Linked DNA regions of Homo sapiens: region 2 is linked to region 1. A link is an interaction called in ENCODE POLR2A ChIA-PET data of the cell type or tissue named here. Cell type or tissue: GM12878. All regions are shown on one strand. Links, peaks and the distances in the headings refer to the core of each region. The heading gives the core; the rest is flanking DNA. Region 1 holds the start of NPFFR1 (neuropeptide FF receptor 1). Region 2 overlaps SAR1A (secretion associated Ras related GTPase 1A).

Region 1 (17,288 bases), core at 5,147-9,146:
CTCCCAAAGTGCTGAGATTACAGGCATGAGCCACTGTGCCATCAGCTTTTAACATAATATTTTCAGCAGACACTAAGGATTATTGCCTAGACTCCCCACTGCATTTTTTTTTTTTTTGAGACGGAGTCTTGATCTGTTGCCCAGACTGGAGTGCAATGGCTTCGATCTTGGCTCACTGCAACCTCTGCCTCCTGGGTTCAAGTGATTCTCCTGCCGTAGCCTCCTGAGTAGCTGGGATTACAGGTGCATGCCACCACACCCAGCTAATTTTGTATTTTTAATAGAGACAGTGTTTCACCATGTTGGCCAGGCTAGTCTCAAACTCCTGACCACAGGTGATCCACCTGCCTCAGCCTCCCAACCCTCATTGCATTTTAAATACAATCCACGCTCCTTACCAAGGCCTCCAAAACACTTCATGGTCTGATCCCTGTTGACATCTCTCTGACCTCACCCAGTGCCACTCTCCCCTTTGCCCATTATGCTCTGGTCACTTTGCCATCTGCTTAGCTCCTCACGCACTCCTGCTTCTTCCAACCCCAGGGCCTTTGCTCGTCCCTTCCTTTAGCTCTCAGCATAAATGTTGTCTTCCCATAGCATCTGGTTTATGTTCATCAATCTGTCAATAGTTTGTGTGTTTCTAGGTTGATTGTCTTTTTCCCCATGCTTGACAGCACCTGCAAAGCAAGGATCTTCCCTGTCTTGTTGGTGGCAGTGTCCTCAGCATCTTGTCAGTGCCTGCCCAAAGTAAATGGTTCAATAAACAGCTAATAATTATGGAATAAATAAATATCTGTAGGAAGGAAAAAAAGAAAGGAAGGTGGATCCTTATATCAGGTGAGAGGGTCCTGCTGCAGGCAGGCAGTGCTGATGTTGGAAGGCCTTCTCCAGGCCCCTCCAGAAAGAACCCCCATGAGAGGCATCACTCATCCCAGCACCTGTTGGGAGACTTGCTTACCCCTGCCGAGCCTCAAAATTAGCTCTGAATCATCTCCCATGACTGGGGGGATCTGTGGGTATGGATGGGCAGAGGAAACTGCCAGAACCTTTCAGGCTAGACTCCAGTCCATTTCCCCCACTATCCTTCACTTGGCCCTCAAGTAAGCTCATCTTCCGAAGTCTGTCCTGAGAAGTATCTGGGAGTGACCCTGCCCATTGCTAGAGCCTCAGCAGAGCCTGGGCATCATTTCTAGACAGGGCCCAGATTCCAGCACTGCACATGAATCCTTTCTGGAGGAGGAAAAACTCCTTCCCATTCCTGGCAATTCCACTGGACTGGAGGCAGGCAGGCCTCCCACCCCATCTGGGCTGCATGCTAGCAGCCAGAGACCTCATTGACACCTTGGATTTGTCCTTCCTGGGATCTGCCAGGTGCCCTTGTAATTACAGCCTGTGAAATTTTCATCCTTGAACCCGGTGAAGCCATTCCTCTACTGGAGGAGCTTCCCCATCTCAGGGTGTAATAATGGTTGTCTCCAGGGTACCCAAGAGAGATCAGGGTGTATAGTTCTCAAAGAGGGGTCCCGACCAGCAGTGTCAGCATCACCTGGAACTCATTGGAAACAGAAATTCTTGGGCCACAACCCTGGCCTTGGGAACCAGAAACCCTTGGGACTGGGGCCTAGCTATCTCTGTTTTACATTTTGAAGCATCCTTCAGATGATTCCAACGCACACTGTGGTTTGAGAACCACAGAATTAAAAGCCTTGAACTAAAGACACCTCGAGTGGATACACACAGTCTGGGAAGTCCCAGCCCTTCTTCCTGCCTCCTTACCTCTGTGCAAACTCAGCATTCTCATATTTAAAATAGAAACAGAGGCCAGGTGCCATGGCTCACCCCTGTAGTCACAGTACTTTGGGAGGCCAAGGTGGGAGGATCACTTGAGCTCAGGGGTTTGAGACCAGCCTGAGCAACAGAGTGAAACCCTGTTTCTACAAAAAATTAAAAAATTAGCCAGATGTGGTGGTGCGTGCCTGTAGTCCCAGCTACTCTGGAGGTTGAGGTGGGAGGATCGCTTGAGCCTGAGAAGTCAAGGCTGCAGTGAGCTATGATTACACCACTGCACTCTAGCCTGGCTGACAGATCAAGACTCTTTCTCAAATAAAAAATAAAAAATAATTAAAAAATAGAAAATAAAACAGAAAAACAGACATTTTCTGGGTGTGACCTAGGGTAGGTCATGTCATCTCCCTGGAAGCCAGACTCCTTATTGGTAAAATGGAGATAAATGAACACCTGCCAAAGAAGGGCTGTGCTGAGGCTTCGATGAGACGACATGTGAGAACTAAGAGCACATCGTACACATGGCACTCTGTGTGAGGCAGCAGCAGCGGGGCTGATAGTTCTGAGCCACACAATGGATGTGAGCATAATTTTTTATAATACAAACTGAAAGAAGTGCGAATGAGAAAAAAATCCCTGGCAGGGCGCGGTGGCTCACACCTGTAATCCCAGCACTTTGGGAGGCCAAAGCAAGCAGATCACCTGAGGTCAGGAGTTCAAGACCAGCCTGATCAACATGATGAAACCCCATCTCTACTAAAAATACAAAAATTAGCCAGGCGTGGTGGTGGGCCCCTGTAGTCCCAACTACTCAGGAGGCTGAGGCAGGAGAGTCGCCTGAACCCAGGAGGTGGAGGTTGCAATGAGCTGAGATCGTGCCACCGCATGCCAGCCTGGGCGACAGAGCGAGACTCTGCCTCAAAAAAGAGAAAGAAAGAAATAAAGAGAAAGGGAGAGAGAGAGAGAGAAAGAAAGAAAGAAGGGAGGGAGGGAGGAAAGAAAGAAAGAAAGAAAGGAAAGAAAGAAAGAAAGAAAGAAAGAAAGAAAGAAGAAAGAAGAAAGAAAATAATAGAAAGAAAACAATCCCTAAATGAATGAGCTTAACCCAGAATCAGTCTGGGTGTTTCCCTGAGTTCACAGGCCTCCCACTGATGGCTTCATCCTTGTTACCATTTGCTTGCTGATCCTGGGAACACGTGGGTGCCCCACCTCTTCCTGAGAGGCTGCCAGTGAACCCAGGCCTGGATGCAGAGACGCTGGACCCGCTGAAGAACACAACACAGGGCTGCCGAGTACATGCAGCATGAACAGGACTGATGGCTGTTAACTACACGAAACAAAAAGTTCAAGTTCATTTGTAATCTAAGCAATGCAATTTTGCTTTGATTGTTGGGTTAACCTTTTCATCAAACAGATTTTTGCTTGGATTGTTCGGTTAAACTTTTCGTCAAACAGATCGGCAATGACTGAATTATTCAATAAGGGCCAGAGCATGGATGTGCCCTGTAGGGAGGGGTGCAGGGTGAGGGGACAACAAATCAGCTCTTCGCAGTCGAGGCACATCTGTCCAGAGCCCTAGTGAGGGACCCGCCCCCAGATCCAGCCATTCCAGTTCTCACGGTTTACCCTAAGGAACAGAGTGAGGTCTCAGGATGAGAGGGAAAGTATTGACCATGGGACATGGTAATGGTTACAAAATAGTATGTACATGCATTATAAGTCTGTACTCTGTATAAAAAGTGTGCGTTTATGTGAACTGTAGGTGAACAGAAAAAATAACAATGTTTGTCCACAAGGGGTGGTGTTTCCTCAAGTGATTTTTATTTTCGGTTTTTCTAGCTTGCATTTAACCTTTCTAATCAGAAGGAAACTGATACGTGTGATAAAATACTGATGATGTCACTGGTTCTTGGCCCTGACTCATATCAAAATCACCTGGCTTTTAACAATACAGCTCCTGCCCCTTCCAACTGGATCAGAATCTCTACAGGGTGGTAGGGAAGGATGGATGATGGGCAGGGGATGGGGTTGTTCAGGCACTGGTATTTTTCAAAAAACTCCCCTGGTGATTTCCATGTGTAGCCGGATTTGAGAACCACTGAACCATACAGCCCCTGCCCTCCCGCCACTCACAGTCAAGTTTAGTGTGGCTTAACATTTTGGGGGTCATCAAATTCTTTAAGACTCTGATGCATTTTGGTTCCTTCACAGATGCTTTCCTAGGGCTTCCTTTTGTTATGCCAATCAATGGTTCCTGTCTGGAGGAATTTATGGTCTCCAAAAGCATTGGATCCGCTCCCAAAAAGAGCCCTGGATTTTGGCACACACTTTCAAGGCAGTGTTGGGCATCAGGTTTTGGGCTCACCCTGCATCCATGAGCCCTTCTTTCTCGAGTACTGATTTTTCCCCTGGGGAGTCAGCCTCCTCCTCACATGGAGCTTTTGAGGGACCGTCCATCAGGTGTCTGCACCAACCGCTGGCCAGAGGATGCCAATCAGACCTCTTCTGCTTTGGATTTGCCTCTGAGTCTTCATAACACAGCTTTTCCTTCCATTGGATGACCTCCCCACACCCTTCCAATGGATTCCCAGTGTTGGTTAGGTTGGCCAGCACTCGTTTCTGTTGCTTATAACCCTAGTGTCTTGGTGAATACAAGGGGATTCAAGTTAGTCATCCATGGACCTCCTGGGAGTCTGCAGAGTCCAGGTTCAGAATCCCAGGGTCAGAGAAAGTGTTAGAGATGGGCAGGGGTAGCACCATAGACCCCCAAGTTTCCTGTTCCCTAGATTAGATGTTTGTGCCCACCTCCCTCCCCAACACCATCCCACACGCTGTCTCTTAACAGGCCATGTAATCTTCCACGGAGACTGTGCTAATGCAGAGAGGAAAGGACACTGACCTGGGAATCAGAAAGCGTGGCCTTGAGAGCTGGCCCCATGGTGGTCACTGACTGCATATAACAGAGGTTGGGGGCTGGGCACAGTGGCTCATACCTATAATCCCAGCACTTTGGGAGATGGAAGGAGGCAGATCACAAGGTCAGGAGTTCGAGACCAGCCCGGCCAACATGGTGAAACCCTGTCTCTACTAAAAATACAAAAAATTAGCCGGGCGTGGTGGCACATGCCTGTAATCCCAGCCACTTGGGAGGCTGAGGCAGGAGAATTGCTTGAACCCGGGAGGTGGAGGTTGCAATGAGCTGAGATCGCACCACAGCACTCCAGCCTGGGCAACAGAGCGAGACTCCATCTTGAAAATAAAAAAGAGAGAGAGAGAGAGGTTGGGGGCTGGGAAACTTGGTTTGGAGGAGAAGCTTGGGAACTTGTCTTAGAGCTGCTTTAGTACAATTTTTAAAGGGAGGTATAGTTAGTTTGGGGTGGCTGGGAGACTGATGATAGTAGACCCTAAGCCCCCATGCCACCTCTTGGTATTCCAAAGAGAACTGGGGAGATCTACTTCATCCCTGTGTTCTCCTTGGCTTTCGAATGTGGATGACCTGGGCTTCCTGCCTCTCCCAACCTCATGGAGTTGTTAATACATTCAGAGAGACAGCAGAGTAAATTACAAAGGGCCTTGCAGAACTTCAGACTGCTTATTGACTGCATTAGCTATCTGCCAGGCAGCTGTGGGGAACCAGTAGGTCGCAGTGTGGTTTCAGTTCATTTGGGTTTGTTCCCAGGGAAGCAAGCCTTGGCAAAAGCTTTCTTAGTACTGCTTAGGAAAGTAAAAAGTGGATGTGGCAGAGGATCTAGGAGGAAGGAGGCCTCTTGAGAACTATAACCTCCTACTGTTCCTCTTGCAGGCTGAACCAAAGCCCCTCCATCCCAGGCACCCACCACAGCAACATGGATTCTGCAAGCCTGACCTCTTTTTGGTGAATGAGAGCAGGTTGCCCTTCCAAGAATCATTTGGATTGGCAAAGGCCAAAGAATTTGAGGGCTGAGTTGCTAATACAGCCATCAGGAGCCCCCAAGCGAGCCCCTCTTTATACTTCTCTTCTACTCTGAGGCCTTTTTATTTCTCCTTACTTCCTGCAGGAGGTCTCCGGTTTTACCCATCAAAAATTGTATTCAGAAAAGGTTCTGATACAAATCATTTACCTCATAGTGAAAACTGAACTGCCTTTATCACATACTGAGCCTGTACTCTCAGTCTATTTAAAAGAATTCCAGGCCTTAGAGAGTGGATGTGGAAGAGGCTTAAGGTGGGAGAGGAGGGGAAAGTAAAGGGGAGGCAGGGATTTCCCTCTCTCTTTCTCTTGGAAAGGCTAAACATATGCCCTGGAGCACCTTTCCGGGTTCAATGGCTGGCTGCTTCCTCAAGGTCTGCAGGTTCAGTTTACCTGCAGTGCTGGCCACATTTCACGTCCTGCTTCAGCTAAGTGTAGAGATTTTTTTTTTCTTTTAGTTAAACTAGAAATGTCTTAGGGGTAGAAAGCATGCCTTGTTCAGCTTGAAATGCTCCTCATTATCTGGCACAGGGCCTAGAACATAAATATGATTAATGTATGTTGATAAGTTAGGTACTAAAGGCTATGAATTCTCCTAGACACACTGCTTTAGCTGTATCCCATAGGTGCTATTAGATAGTATTTCCATTATTTTTGAAATTTGTTTTGTACAACATCAAGCTATCTCTGACAAGGAAAGGAGAATTATCTTCATTTCACAGGAAAATCAAAACTCAAAGACAAAAAGAGACTTGCTCTAAGAATACAGCATGCAGTAGTGGTAGACCTCCAGATTTTGCTGGGCTCTGGGATTCAGGGTGCATCAAATAAGCCAGGACGCCTGTTCTGAGTTTGAGCTCCTGCTTAGGCTCTGCCATCTCCATCCATTTTCTCATCCTCTTTGGGTATCATCAGGTCACATATAAAGACCTCTAGGGTCCATTAGCAGCAATTAGGGATCCTTGATTTGGAAGGAACTTTGCCTTCCTGAGGCTTCTGCTACAAAGCTGACACTTTATGAACAGTGCATGTATCACCTAAAACCTTGCCTAAAACCAGGCATACAGTGGCCAAAGGCAGAACCGGGGTCACTCTGTGCTCAACTGAGAAATAATAGAAGAGGACACCTAACCCCTTTGAGATCCATTACCTCCTAACGAGGCATCACTGCTTGGAGTCCTAGGTTACTTAACGTTCTCTCTCTCCCCATCCCTAGCAGAATCTTCTTTTAGGAAATATTCTGATAAACTTGTTCACATGGATGAGGAAATGACTCATAACAAAGCGCTGTGTCTCTTTTAGGCTTTTGCATTTCAAAAGGAGTCAGACATTAAATTAGAAAAAGGAAAGCTCTAATAATGCAATTTCAGTTATTAACGAGAGAGCTACAAAAAGCTTTTGAGCATGAGAGACCGAATTTAATTCTTTATGTTTGTATCTTTTTTTTTTTTTTTTTTTTGGAGATGAAGTCTCACTCTGTCACCCAAGCTGGAGTGCAGTGGCGCGATCTGGGTTCACTGCAACCTTCACCTCCCGGGTTCAAGCAATGCTCCTTCCTCAGCCTCTGAGTAGCCAGGATTACAGACGTCTACCACCAAGCCCAGCTAATTTTTGTATTTTTAGTAGAGACGGGGTTTCACCATGTTGGCCAGGCTGGTCTCAAACTCCTGACCTCAAGTGATCCGCCTGACTCAGCCTCCCAAAGTGCTGGGATTGTAGACTAATTCTTTATGTTTGTGTCTTAAGGGGATCTGATAGAAGTTAGCTGTGTTGTCAGTTCCACTCACTGTTGCTTCAGTTGCTTCATTTGTGAACTCAGAGTTGAGCAGCCGCTTACATAGACCGCCTGGCTCTAACAGCCCAGAGTTTTTACAGTAGAATGGGCCACTCAATGATTGTAGTAGAAATACTTATTGTAAGTATATCTCCTCAACTCATTGCTGGAAGCAGGACAGATTGTCATCAGACAGATCATGGTCCCAATGAGAACCAGGCCTACACCCATCTGGCCTCTGCCTCCCCAGCAGCAGCTGAGACCCTTCCCATTCTTCCCTCCCAGTAAGACAGGAAGGCGTGGAAGGTCTTCAGGACAAAGCTGGAAAGCTAGACTTCATGGAGGCTGCAGCCCCACAGTGTCCCCAGAATCTAGACCATTTGTGCAGACCTGCTGCAGTTCAAACCAGGGCAATCTGTGCCTCCTGGGCCTCAGTTTTATCATCTATTAAATGGGGGTCTTGTTGTCTCCCTGCTCAATTCCCAGGCTGGTGGGCAGCCCCAGGATGATGATATGCTTTGTGGAAAAGGACAGGGCACAGAGACTCTGGCAGGAGCATTTCCAAGGAGCATATGGAGAAGCAGCATCCATCTGGACCTCTAAGATCTACTGTGTCCTGTGCTGGAGGGACACCAGCTGGCATGCTCCTGTCCCCTCTTCTCTCCAGTGACCCCCTTCCGTACATGGCCACTTCCCCATAGCTGTGCCCACTTCCAGCCAGTGCGGGTGTATATCCTCCCAGCCTTTGGGCCTCTCTCAGCCACAGAGCTTCTGGGATGGGTAGGCAGCTGTGGAGGCCCCTGGGGGCTCCCAGAAAGGCTGGGGTTGGGCTGGGGTGGGGCTGGGGTTAGGCTGGGGAGCAGATCTGATTTGCTGCCCTTCTGCTGACTTGTCCCACAGCATAACATCACAGTTAAGGCCCAGAGGGGAAGGCAAATGAGGGTTACTGCCCGGCTAACCATAGCAACTCTGCAGGGGGCTTGGCAGACTGCAGTGTCTGTCTCTAGATGTTGGGGAAGACTTCTGGGCCCTCAGAGAACCCTCCAGGCCATTGTTTTAATCCAGCCACCCAATAATTATCTTTTCTGTCCCCTAGTCAGTCATGAGACCTGTCAGCCTCCACTTGCTCAAGCTGGATATGGGAACTGGTGAGGAGACAGATGCTGGGCCAGCCCTGAGTGATAGAAAGTTCTTCCTGAGGTTGAGTTGAGTTGTCTTACTGCAACCTTCCCTCACCAGTCCCAATTCTGCTCCCAGGAGCCAGAACAAGAGTGAGCCCCTGTCCCCAGAATCATCCCCCTCTCCCCACGTCCCAGGGTATCCAGCAAGAGGGACTCCAGACCTATCTCATAGTCAGTGTGTTTTGGGACCTCCCCTACCCACCCCCCACCCTGCCCCGTAACTTTCCTGAAGAATAAAAGCCAGATCTCCCCCATCTTGAATGTAAGCCATTAATTTTTTGAGACCTAAATTCAGGACTTTACATTTCACTTACATGTACCTTTCATTTTCTTGGTTTTAATCCAGCATTTTGGTATGTTGAGATAACCTTAAATCTTGACTTTATTGCCTTGTGGGTGTTACAGCTCCTAGCCACAGATTTCATAAGCATGCCTTTTATTTTCCCCCTAAATTATTAATTAATGTCATATCAGGGTTGGAGTTCTAGGGACCCCTAGGCTGCTATCAAACCTTTCATAAAGCCCCCATTGTTGGTCCTCCAGTATCCCTCCTACGTCTCTCAATCAATTCACGAGTTTTTTCTGAGAGATCTTGGCAGTGTCCTGATGAACTTTCGTATTCATCATTTTTCCTCTCAGAAACCCATTCTGGAAGAGGAAATCTGTAGGTTTAGCTTGATTTGTTCTTTTGTTTGTTTTGGAAATATTATTTAGTAAAACGTGCACACTGTGAATAGCTATGTAAAATTAACAGCTGGATAGAGTTACAAAAACATTTACCAGCCAGTTGTGTCTTATGAACAGTTGCTCCAAATGGTATTGACATGATTTTTATATTTTTTTAGATTTAAAATAAGTTTTAAGTTTTTTATTGCAAATTGACAATTTATAATTATATAAATTTTTGGGATAAAAAGCGATGGTATAATTTATGAATACAAGGTGGAGTAATTAAATCAAGCCAGTTAACATATCCATCAAATACTTAACATTTTTTGTGGTGAAAACATCTGAAATTTAGTTTTTGTTTTTGCTTTTTTTAAGTAAGATTCAATCTTTTTTTGTATGTGTGACCGAGTCTCGCTCTGTCACCCATGCTGGAGTGCAGAGATCTTGGCTCACTGCAACCTCCGCCTCCCAGGTTCAAACGATTCTTATGTTTCAGCCTCCCAAGTAGCTGGGATTACAGATGTGTACCACCACACCCGGCTAATTTTTGTATTTTCAGTAGGAATGGGGGTTCACCATGTTGGCTAGGCTGGTCCCAAACTCCTGACCTCAGGTGATCCGCCTGCCTCAGCCTCCCAAAGTGCTGGAATTAGAGGCGTGAGCCACTGCACCCAAACTCAATCTTTATTTATTTATTTATTTATTTTTAAGATGGAGTCTTGCTCTGTCGCCCAGGCCAGAGTGCAGTGGCACAATCTCAGCTCACTGCAACCTCCACCCCCTGGGCTTAAGCAATTCTCTTGCCTCAGCTTCCCGAGTAGCTGGGATTACAAGTGTGTGCCACCACACTCAGCTAATTTTTGTATTTTTTAATAGAGATGGGGTTTCACCATGTTGGCCAGGCTGGTCTCGAACTCATGACCTCAAATGATCTTCCCGCTTTGGCCTCCCAAAGTGCTCTGATTACAGGCATGAGCCACTGCACATGGCCCTCTTGGCAATTTTGAAATGTACAATACTCTATTATTAACTCTATGCACCATGCTGTGCAATAGAATTCAAAAAAAGAAAACCATTTCTTCTGTCTAACTGAAATTTTGTACTCTTTGACCACCATCACTCCATTCTCCCCCACCACAGAGCCACTCTACTCTCTGGTTCTATGAGTTCTATAGTTTTAGATTCAATATATAAGTGAGAACATGTGGTATTTGTCTTTCTGTGCTTGACTTATTTTACGTAGTATAATGTTCTCCAATATTGTCCATGATGTTTTAAATGACACAATTCTGTCTTTTTAAAGGCTGAATAGTATTCCATTGTGTTTACATACCCCATGTTCCTCATCCATTCATCGGTTTATATACACTTAGTTGATTCCATAGCCTGGCTATTGTGGATAGCGCTGCAATAAACACGGTGGTGCAAACATCTCTTCAAGTAACTCATTTCAGATTTTGGGGTAAGTACCCAGAAATGAACTTGCTGGATCATATGGTAATTCCGTTTTTAGCTTTTTGAGGAACCTCCATACTATTCTCCATAATGACTGTGCAAATTTATTACATTCCCACCAACACCACACAAGGGTTCTCTTTTCTCCACATCTCCAACAACACTTACTTATCTTTCGTCTTTTTGGTAAAAGCCATCCTGACAGGTATGAGATGATGTCTCATTGCGGTTTTAACTTGCATTTTCCTAATCATCAGTGATATTGGGCATTTTTTCATATACCTGTTAGCCATTTGTATGTCTTCTTTCGAGAAATGTCTATTCAGATTTCTTACCATGTTTTAATTGGGTTTTTTGTTTTCTTGCTGTTGAGTTGTTTGAGCTCCTGGATTTGTTCTTAGTGAGTACTAATATAGGCTCCTAATGAACAATACATTATTTTCTTTCTTTTTGAAAACGCTTTTTTGTTTTGTTGTGCTTATTATAAAAGAATTCTAGGCTGGGCGTAGTGGCTCACACCTGTAATCCCAGCACTTTGAAGGGCCGAGGCGGGCAGATCACGAGGTCAGGAGTTCAAGACCAGCCTGGCCAACATGGTGAAACCCTGTCTCTACTAAAAACACAAAAATTAGCCAGGCATGATGGCACATGCCTGTAATCCCAGCTACTCAGGAGGTTGAGGCAACAAAATTGCTTGAACCTGGGAGACAGAGGTGGCAGTGAGCCGAGAACACGCCACTGCACTCCAGCCTGGGCAACAGGGCGAGACTCCGTCTCAAACAACAACAACAACAACAACAAAGAATTCTGAGCACCGCAAAAGAGAGAGTAAACCTGACAGAACCCTCACATCCAGAGATAACCCCTATGTTTGTGATGCTCTCTGCCTGCCACATCCCATTGGCCCAAAGATTTCAGCTGGGGTGAATGGTTCCTCAAATTTTTAGCACCCCACCAGGTCTGCACCTGGGAGTCTCTCTGCTCTGCTTCCTCTGAAGTCACAAAAAGGGACAACCCAAAACTGCAGGAGTGGGGCAATACCAGACCAGTGGGGAGGTGAAGCAGCCAACGCCACCTCTTAGGTGGGGTAAACCTCGGGTTCACCCTGCACTTTTCTCAGAGTGTCCCCAGCAGGATAGAACCCCCCAGTTGCCCACAGCTAAAACCAGCTCATTAAGGCACCCATTTCTTGCCTTTTCTCCCTTCTTCATCTCACTCTCCTCATTCCCTCACTTCCACTGCCCGGCATCATCTCCCAAATAGACTCCCTATATCCAAGCTCTTGTCTTAGGGTCTGCTTTCAGAAGCAGGAGAATCAAACAAAGATGTTAGTGACTACCTCTTTGCGTATACACTTGTATATGTATATTTCCAATAATAAACCTATGTAATTTTGCATAAAGGGGATCACACTACACATGCATTCAAAAACCTGTTTTTTTTTCTAATTACTCACAGTGGGTAGTGAACATATTTCCATGTCAATAAAGAAAATCCTAAGCACAGTTTTTAATGTCTGCATAGTATGCCATTGCAGAAGTGTCTCATTTTTTATTTAATTTACATAATTTATGGCTATCTGGATGGTTTCCAATTTTGCACTGTGATGAACATGCTCAGGCACACATCTTTGCAAGTGTGCAGCTCAGAATTTGAAAAAATTCTGAGCTGAGGGAGTGCGTTGTTGTCTCCTAAGTGTACACTGTGTTTGGTCATTTCTTCTGGAATTTTAATAGAGGTCAAAACTAATCTTAGCAGTGTAGAGGCTTTTTAGATAAAAAATTTATATTTCCCTTTTTTGAAAATCAGGACATTTGCCCATCTTCAGTTTTCTGGCACTTCCTTCATTCTCTGTAGTTTCCTCAAAAGCAATGATTATATCTGTAAATACCTCTGGGTCGCTGGGATGTCATATGTCTGGGCTTCAATGAGTGAGCTCATTGTAGGTAACTTGATGTCTTCTTCCTATCGCTTGACTATCTTGGGTCTCTATTTCCTCCTTATCCTCTTTATTCCACAATTTGAAGTAAAATTGCCTGTATCTTGCTCTGCCTGCCCTCGAGCCTAAGCCAGAGCAGATTCCTTCTTGTTATTCTTAGACTTTGAAAGCTTTTTGCTCTTGTCTTTGCCAATTTCCCCCGACTTCTGTTCACTGGAGCTTCAGGGCTTTGCTAACGCCATTCTTACAGATCTGCCAATCTTCCAGATTCCTCTTGGGTTATTGATTCCTTCTTGCCTCTTTTGTGTGTGTGCTTTTCATACCCTGGCTCATTGGAAAACTACAAGTGCAGCCTCACAAGATTTTCTATAAAACTTGATTTTATTTTTTAACAGCAGTGTTTGCAATTACTAATTGGAATTTTGGGGTTTTATTACCTCTTGCCACAGCTGCCTCATACTGGCGTGTTGTACAACATATCTTATTTTATCCTCACAGACACTCTCTGAAGCCAGCTGAATGTTAAGTTCCCCCATTCGATAGATGGGTGACCAGTGGCACAGAAAGGTTTAGGCACTATCTCAAAGACACCCAGCAAGACAGTGGACGAGCCCTTGGTTTTCCAGTTTCTTAGCCTAAATATGGTTCCCCTTGTCCACAATGGCTGAGAGAGGGTTCTGGTAAAGTGGGAGCAAGCAGCCTTATGCCTTGGTCCGCTATCCCTTAAAATCCTGAAGGTAAGGTCCATAGTTCACTCTCCTTTCCTTAGGGAGAGAAATTCTCTCTACATGGAGGATATCACCTCTAGAATCCCATCTCCCCAACAACCCCACCCCTTCAAGCAGACAAAGTCGGTGACAATTCTTCTGAAGCTAATAGCCAAGCTGTCCTCACCTGGTCTCAAATGATTCTCTGCTCAGACAGCAGGGATTGTGTGCGTGCACACACACAACAGGGACTCTCTCTTTTTGTGTGTGTGTGTGTGTGTGTCTTGTACATGCACACACATATGTACAACACAAATACAGAGGCACCCCAGGTCTTTCTCTCTCTCTCTCACTCTCTCTCTCTCTCTCACACACACACACAAGCACAACATGAATACAGAGGCACCCCCAAGTGTTTCTCTGCCTGTCTCTGTCTCCCTCTCTCAGTGTCTGTCTCTATGTCTCTGTCTCTGTCTCTCTCTCTCTCTCTCTTTCACACACACAGGCACAACATGAATACAGAGCACCCCCAGGTCTTTCTCTCCATCTGTCTCTTTCTGTCTGTCTGTTTTTCTGTCTCACATACACACGCACACACACACACACCATGAACACATGGGCACCCCAGGTCTCTCTCCCTCACTCAGTGTCTCTGTCTCTGTCACACACAGAGTGTCACAACGTCTGGCTCTGGACAGCCATGGGTGATCAGCTGCCCGGCCCTCTCCTCTCCCTTCGCCCCATGCCCCGGAGTCGGTACCCTGCCCCACGGCTGGCCCCCAGCCCCAGGACCACTCACCCTCCATGATGCCCCCAGTTGCGGGCTCCGGCGGTCTCCGATGGCGGGAGGCAGCGGGCCCCTTCGGGCCAGCGGGCAGAGGGACGGTCTCCGGGCACTTGGTTGCGGGCTGCGCCCCTGCCTCCGCGCTCCGCAGGTCCGGTCGGTCCGGGCAGAGGTGAGCAGGGGGCGTGCGCTCCCAGGCCCCGGGCCCTGGCCGGTTTCCCTCCCCTCGGGCTGACTGGCTCCCGCGCAGCGCTGCTGCCCGCAGGGCTCAGCCGCCCGCCGCCCCTCGCCTCCCGACCAGGGGAAGGAGGGGGCTCGTGAGGCGCAGTCGTCATGGCACCCGCGCACCTGTGCCCGCCGAGCGAGGGCGCCCCGGGCCCGCCTCCCGCATGGCGCTCTCTCCACAGAGCCCGAGCGCCCCTCCGAAGTAGGGGACACACCCCTCCTCCCACTGCAGCCCTGGCAGCGGCGTCCCGTAATTCCCCACCTCTCTCCCGTGCCTCATATGCCAGCCTCTGTCCCCACTCCTCATCCTTGCCCACCCTAGCCTGGGGTCCAGCACTCTGGGCCTTCCTGAGAAGGGGATGAGAGGTAGCTGTGAAAACAGGAGGGCTTCGGGAGGGAGGCAGGGGGGAGCCCCACCAGCTCCCGGCTCTCCCAGGAGAATGGGGACAAGTTCTGCTAGGTGACCACGGCTTTGAAATTAACCAGTTCAGGCATTCACCGGGTGGTACCCTTGGAAAAGTTTCTTATAATAATACCTGTGCCTGAGTGTGTTTCTGCATTTGTAAAATGATTTTGAGGGGAGTAAATGTGATACCAAAGTTTCAGCCCAGCCCATAGTAGATGCTCAACAAATGGTTCCTTGAGCTGAATTGGAGAATACTCATCTCCAGCCCCTGTCAGGCACCCAGCAGGCACCACCATAAATTTTCGCCACATGAATAAAGATCCCAGGTTCTATCTGCACTCCTGTGTTTTTCTTGCAGCACTGTTTACAATAGCTAAGATTTGGAAGCAACCTAAGTGTCCATCAACAGATGAACGGATAAAGAAAATATGGTACATATATGTAAATGGAGTACTATTCAGCCATAAAAAAGAATGAGATCCAGTCATTTGCAACAACATGGATGGAACTGGAAATCATTATATTAAATGAAATAAGCCAGGCACAGGAAGCAAACGTCACATGTTCTTACTTATTTGTGAGATCTAAAAATCAAAACAGTTGAACTCATGGACATAGTAGAAGCATGTGGTTACCAGAAGCAGGGAAGGGTAGTGGGAGGATAGGGATGGTTAATGGGTACAAAAAAATAGCTAGAAAGAATGAATAAGACCTATTGTTTGACAGCACAATAGGGTGACTATAGTCCATAATAACTTAATTGTATATTTTTAAATAGCTTAAAAAGTATAATTGGATTGTTTGTAACTCAAAGGATTAGTGCCTGAAGGGATGGATACCCCATTCTCCATGATGTGCTTATTTCACATTACATGCCTGTATCAAAACACCTCATGTACCCCATAAATATATACACCTACTATGTACCCAACTATTTTTTTAAAAAAAGATCCCATGTTCTAGGCAGATGAAAGAAAGTGAATGGTCTATTCCTTCCTCTTTTAGGAGTCAGGAGTTTGCTCACTGGACACTGGGGAAACAGTTGGCATCAAGATTCTTCCTAGTCTCACTTCTTTCCCTAGTTCCTCCTCTGTCCAGAGCAGTGGGCAGAGTCTCACAGCTAGAAGGTCCTTAGGGGTCACTGAGTCTAACCCTGACCCAGAGCGGGCATCCTGACCCTAATCCCCAGCAAGAAGTATCCCCAGCAATGGGTACCTCTGCCATCATGTCCCTCTCTCTTCCCCTAGGGCAGCCCTTCAGAGGTCAAGTGGGAGGGAAGTTGCTCCTTCAACGCTGCTGTTCTACTGGAGAAACACAAGAATTTCACTGGGCTTTTTTCTTTCTGTGACTTGCCTCAGTCTCTTCATCTGTAAAATGGGCATAATAATGGCACCTATCTCCTATAGTTGTGAAGATTAAAGCAGTTACTATATACAAAGCATGTGAAACAGTGCTTTGCATATAGACAGTACGCAAGAAATATTATTCATCTTATCACTATCTTGAGTCCACCTCCCTGTAGAAGTGCTCACATTTCTTGAAGTCCCTCTGATAAAACCCAGAAGTATGTCAGGTCATATTAAGCCCCCTTGAGCAATGCAGAGTTTGAGGCACTGTGCTGTAAAGTCTGTATAGCCCAGCACTGCCATTTAGAGTTGGTGCGCTTTGGGAAATTTATATGTCTTTGTGCCTGAGTTTCCTCTCATCTACAAAATAGGGATAATAGTACCTACCATGTAGGGTTATGAGAATTAAATGAGTTAATATATGTAAAGCCCTGACAACATGTAGGTACTCAATAAATATGAGCTACAATTACAGGGGCAATAGAGTTTTTTTTTTTTTTTTTTTTTTTTGATAAGGTCTTACTCTGTCACCCAGGCTGGAGTGTAGTGGCACAATCTCAGCTCACTGCAACCTCTGCCTCCCAGGTTCAAGTGATTCTCCTGCCTCAGCCTCCCTAGGAGCTGGGATTACAGGCATCCACCACCGCAACCAGCGAATTTTTTCGTATTTTTAGTAGAGACGGGGTTTCACCATGTTGGCCAGGCTGGTCTTGAACTCCTGACCTCATGTGATCCACCTGCCATGGCCTCCCAAAGTGCTGGGATTACAGGCTTGAGCCACCATGCCCAGCCGGGGCACTAGACTTTGAATAATGCAGTCTCACTTTTTCGCTTTCTTCCCTTTCCTTCCTTCTTTCCTCAGCAGCCACATCATTCTAGCGCCTTGTGGTCAATTGCTCCACCATCTTTTTTATTTGAATAGTTCCAGATCATAGAGCCTTTTCTTCCTTTTCCCTCCTCTTCTACAGACATTTTTCTTCTACCATTAAAACCTTCCTATAGTGTCAAGTCCACGTGGTACCAGACAAAACAAATTTCGTGGATCTAGCCTTGGAGAGCAGGCAGGGC
Region 2 (5,106 bases), core at 1,107-5,106, 120 kb before region 1:
AGATGATGTCTGAACACTTTTGCTTGACAAAATTTCCCTGCTGTCTTACAGTCAGCCAATTTTACTCACTTAAATGACTTGCCTTGCCCCTGGGGCCAAGTCTAGTTTGCAACCTCTGAGTTAAAACATCAGGATACAAATTACTTGTCCATGTAACTTTAGTCCCAGTTAGTTTCTAGCCAACTTGTGTGTAGGCGTCTTGACACATTCCTCTGCTCAGCCCTTAGGGAGACTAGGCCTGACAAGTGGTTCAAGGCCCCAGGCCAGTTATCTCAACCTACCATATTTAACCCAGCATGCCTTATAAATATTACTTGGTTTTTTGCTTGTGACATGAAACGATAAAGGCTGGGAAGCAGTGATTTAATTGTACTATCATTTCTAAGCCATTAATTTCTAGCCCTTGCAATAGAATGAATAACGAACCATCTCTACATCAGTTAATAATGGTTACCTTTAAAGAGTGGAGCTAGGAAAAAGAGGTTGAAGGAACTTTCCATTTTACTTTCCGTAGTTCTATACTGATTTTGTTACATCGAACTTGCTCTCCTTTTATAAGTTAAAATTTTTAAGTTATACAAAAAAAAAAAAAGGAAACCTCCAGATGTACAGTACTTTAGTAACTTTTATAAAATGGTGGCTAGGTTATTATGTAAAAGTGTTTTTGTTAAGTAGATTTTCCTCAGTCAAATAAACAAAACTAATTACATCAATACATTTCCCTTCTTACTTTTAACAAAACCTGAAACCTAAATTTATCACACCAAACAATCTACAATTCCCAGTTCAGGTATATAAAACCATCTGGCGTCTGGTCCTTCTACATTCTCCAGATGGTCTAGGTTCAGTCTTATCTTGCTCTGAATTTAAATTTGTAAGCAGTTACAAATCCTTTTGTGGAAGCAGCAGAAAGGACACCATATACCCATTCTTACCCAAATGAAAAAAATACAAGCTCCTTACAGAAAAAAAGGAAACAAAATCATTTCTAATCCCTCTATCAAAACACACCCCTTGTCAATATTTTGATATTTTCTTCCAGCCTCTTTTCTTTACTGGTATTTTATGTGATTATGATCATAATATACATGATTTTTCAGGGCATAAATATTAAATAAATTAATTAAAATGTAATTATATGTTAATGAAATCACTGACTATAAAATTATTAGGCTTAACAACTAGAAATGACCAATGTTATATTTTACTATACATTTTTTAAAAACTGTATTAGGCTGGGCACAGTGGCTCACGCCCATAATCCCAGCACTTTGGGAGGCTGAGGCAGGTGGATCACCTGAGCTCAGGAGTTGAAGACCAGCCTGGGCAACATGGCGGAAACCCAGTCTCTACAAAAAACAGGTGGGAGGATTGCTTGAGCCCAGGAAGTAGAGGTTGCAGTATGCCAAAATTGTGCCACTGCACTCCAGCCTGGGCAACAGAGCAAGACCCCATCTCAAAAAAAAGAAAAAAACGGTATTAGCTCAACCTAATGTTTCAAAACAAGACTTCTCCACTCAGTGTAATAACAAGTAAGTAAATCTGACAGAATCTCAATAGTTCCTTTTCCCTACTTTCCCAGAATATTTATTCTCACATCTTAAATGTTTTACTCCTATACCTACGGTCTTGTCAAATGTGAACTGAGTGCCCATCAGACAAAGATGACACTCTGTATGTCTCTAAACACCTGATAGGAATCTGGAAACCAAAGACATAGCCTGAGTAGGCAAAAAGCACTTCTGAGGAAAGCAAAAAGGTAGAAGGAAATGTTCCACCAACTGTCTGAAATGGATAGAATATACAAAATATCAACTTGTATCAGAGTAATCACACATAGTCACTGTATTACTTTTGCAACTTTTGACAAGTCTGAAATTACTTATAAATATTTAATTTCCTACATACTTTCACTCCATTGAATAAAGGATGCAAAAATGACTTCATAACTAGATATATGATACCGTATACCTGGTCAAGATGAAAAAAATGGTATAAAAGAGATTATCAGGACAACTGACCAAAAAAAAAAGGAAATACAGAGTGGATAAAAATAAAACTTCCTGGATTTGATAACTATTATGATTATATACAAGGAAATATCTTTGTTCTTAGAAAATGGCACTAAAGTATTAAAGAGTAAAGGGGCATGATATGCTCACCAACACTTCATTAAAAACAAGCATTAATATGTATTATATAAAGAAGAGGCACTAAAGTATTAAAGAGTAAAGGGGCATGATATGCTCACAAACAGTTCATAAAAAATAAGCATTAATATGTATTATGTAGGGAGGAGGAGACTAACAAATTTGAGCAAAAGGTATAGAAGAAAATATACTGGCTTAGGGCAAGCCTAGTTAAAATGATGAAATAATTACTCTTGTTGAAGCAATACATATATCTTTTAACATATTTTCCAGTTACAAGGTAAATTACATTAATAAGTAAAAATGTAGTAAAGATTAAAATGGCAAGATGCTGTCCTGCTTTGTAAAAATTTTCAGTCAAGATTTGAGTTGAGTTTGGCTATATCAGGCAAATACTTAAAAGTTCATGAATAGTTATACATTATGGCTAACTTTATCCCAGCTCAATAGGGTAATATTGAAGGGGACTTCTGTGTATTATTTAATGCAACTTTTGACAAGTTTGAAATTACTTAAAAAAATAAATGAATAAAACAACTTCACTAAAGTAATAAGATCCTAATTCTAAAATGTAAGTAATTTAAAAGGTAAAAATGACACACTGCTTTTAAAAGGAGCTGGGAGGCACAAAAAAAATAAGTCAATAAACATGCTTTCCACTGAGTCATCACTTACCTTGCTCGTGCCCACCAAGATCAAAAGTTGTAAAGGTCATTCCAGCAATTGTTAGCTCTTCTGATGCTGAAAAATTGTTTAAAAAGAAGAAAAAAACTTGTCAACTCAACAACCCCCAACTACTAGTACTATAAGCCAATATCAATGCTTTCATCTTGTAAAGAAAAAGATACAAGAAGTTGAGTGTGGTGGTACCCGCCTGTAGTTCCAGCTACTCAGGAGGCTGAGGGCAGGAGGATAATCTGAGCCCAGGATTTTTGAGACCAGCCCAGGCAACGCCCCACTCCCAACAAAGAAAAGGAATACAAGGGTGAAATGTTCTTAAACTATTCTAAAAGCCAAAGGTTTCTTTTCTTCCAAGCTATTTTCCACTTCTTAGAAGTAGGTATAGGAGAGGTGTCCCTTTACAGGACCAGTGACAACAGATAATGACAAAGTTCCAGAGGTTTAGATCTGAAAGTACATAACCTGAGTGTGTCTTACAGGGAACTTTCTCGTATGAGTTGGCTTTTGGGACTTCAGTTAATAAAAGAACTCCACCAACTAGGGATTCATCCTCCACGCCTAACACTGACCTTTAAAGATCAAAAGGTCACCTGATATTTTCAAACCTACTCGGATGTAGTGTTGGAACATGTTGGCCCAATCTGTCATCTTTGAGCATGTGAAGAAGAGTGGTTTTGCCTGCATTATCCAAACCTAAGAATACAAGTTTTCCAGATTTCTTGTACAGTCCTAAAAGAGAAAAAAATTGTTAACACATTTGCTCTCTACAGACCAAAGCCTATTTGTAGTTAAATTACTGAGGGAAAGGCACAAACTTTGAAACCTGTATTTCAAGGAAATGGCTTTACCTAGGAACTGGAGCACACTGCTGAAGCCATTGTAGATCCACTCAAAGATGAAAGACATTATTAATGCTTACTACCTGTATAAAATATGAAAGTAGCAAACATTAGCTTTCTGAATGACAGTACAATTGTGGAGAGGTTAACTCTTGTTCCCTAGCCATGATGCACATTTATAGTCTCTTGTTTTCGGGAATAAGAAAGCAGGCCAGGCATGGTGGCTCACACCTGGAATCCCAGCATTTGGGAAAGCCAAGGCAGGCGGATCACTTGAGCCCAGGAGTTCACAACTGGCCTGGGCAAGAAAGCTGGACTCAATCTCTACAAATAACTAAAAAAATAGCTGGACATAATGACACACACCAAGAGTCCCAGCTACTCAGGAGGGTGAGACAGAAGAATTACTTGAACCCAGGGGTTTGAGGCTGCAGTGAGGCATGACGGTGCCACTGCACTCACTTGGGCAACAGAGGGAGACTCTGATAAAAAAGACAGGACAGGACAGGAGAAAGGAAAGGGAAGGGAAAGGGAAAGGGAAAGGGAAAAGGAAAGGGAAAGGGAAAGGGAAAGGGAAAGGAAAGGAAAGGAAAAGAAAAGAAAAGAGAGGGGAGGGGAGGCGGGGCAGGGGAGGAGGGGGAGGGGAGGAGGGGAAGGGGAGGAGGGGATGGAAGGGGAGGGGAGGAAGCAAAGTAAAGAGAAACTAATATTCTTTCTTGACACAGATTTTGCAATCTGGAGGAGAGTCTAGAATCCTTATATGTGCAAAAATAACTTGTTTCCTAATAGTTTTTGATCTATGATACTCAGAGAACTAGGAGTTAAAAATATAAAGGCATACCTCATTTGATGATACTTTGTGGATCCTGAGGTTTTCTGGTTTTTTTACAAATTGAAGGTTGGAAGCAGCCCTGAGTTGAGTAAGTGTATCAGTACCATCTTCTAACAGCATGTGCTCCCTTCATGTCTCTATGTTACATTTTGGTAATTCTCACACAATATTTCAAACTTTTTCATTATTCTTATATCTGTCATCATGATCTATGATCAGTGATCTTTGGTATTACTAGTATAATTGTTTTGTTGTGCCACAAACCACAACCATAGAAGACAGCAAACTTGACTTCCTCCACAGTCCTGCCCCCACCCCAAGCCTCCCTATTCTCCAAGTGAAAGTAACAGGTCTCTCCCTTGAAAGCAAAAGTTAGAAATGATTAAGCTTAGTGACGAAGACACATCAAAACCTGAGATAAGCCAGAAGCTAGGCCTCTTGCACTCAACAGTTACCCAAATTGCAAATGCAAAGGAAAAGTTCTTGAAGAAAATTAAAAGTGCTACTCCAGCAAACCCATGAACGTCAAGAAAATGAAACAGCCTTATTGCTGATAAAAAATAATAATAAAATAAAAACACGAGGTAAAAAAGCAAGTGCTGAT

The links. Peaks named below come from ENCODE experiments on the same cell type or tissue, not always from the same donor. Only the 100,000 strongest peaks of a DNase experiment are listed, where the experiment ranks them.
Region 2: POLR2A ChIA-PET joins it to region 1 with 5 read pairs; 6 of 35 experiments call an interaction of 5 or more read pairs at or near these places.

Annotation. Positions count from the first base shown.
Region 1 is chr10:70,269,412-70,286,699 of GRCh38, forward strand. It overlaps NPFFR1 (neuropeptide FF receptor 1), which reads right to left and starts at 14,593. Exons shown (of 4, transcript NM_022146.5): 1 at 14,259-14,593. The coding sequence starts at 14,265. RefSeq lists enhancers at 3,724-3,823, 13,800-14,301. In GM12878, for the core only: no CTCF peak of the experiment used is centred there; a DNase peak (open chromatin) is centred at 5,401.
Region 2 is chr10:70,158,179-70,163,284 of GRCh38, forward strand. SAR1A (secretion associated Ras related GTPase 1A) reads right to left here. Exons shown (of 7, transcript NM_020150.5): 2 at 3,680-3,753; 3 at 3,441-3,560; 4 at 2,826-2,891. The coding sequence starts at 3,737. Among named protein-coding and RNA genes, the nearest start is that of SAR1A, 9.8 kb to the right of the region's middle. In GM12878, for the core only: no CTCF peak of the experiment used is centred there; a DNase peak (open chromatin) is centred at 4,843; H3K4me3 peaks cover 68 bases; H3K27ac peaks cover 564 bases.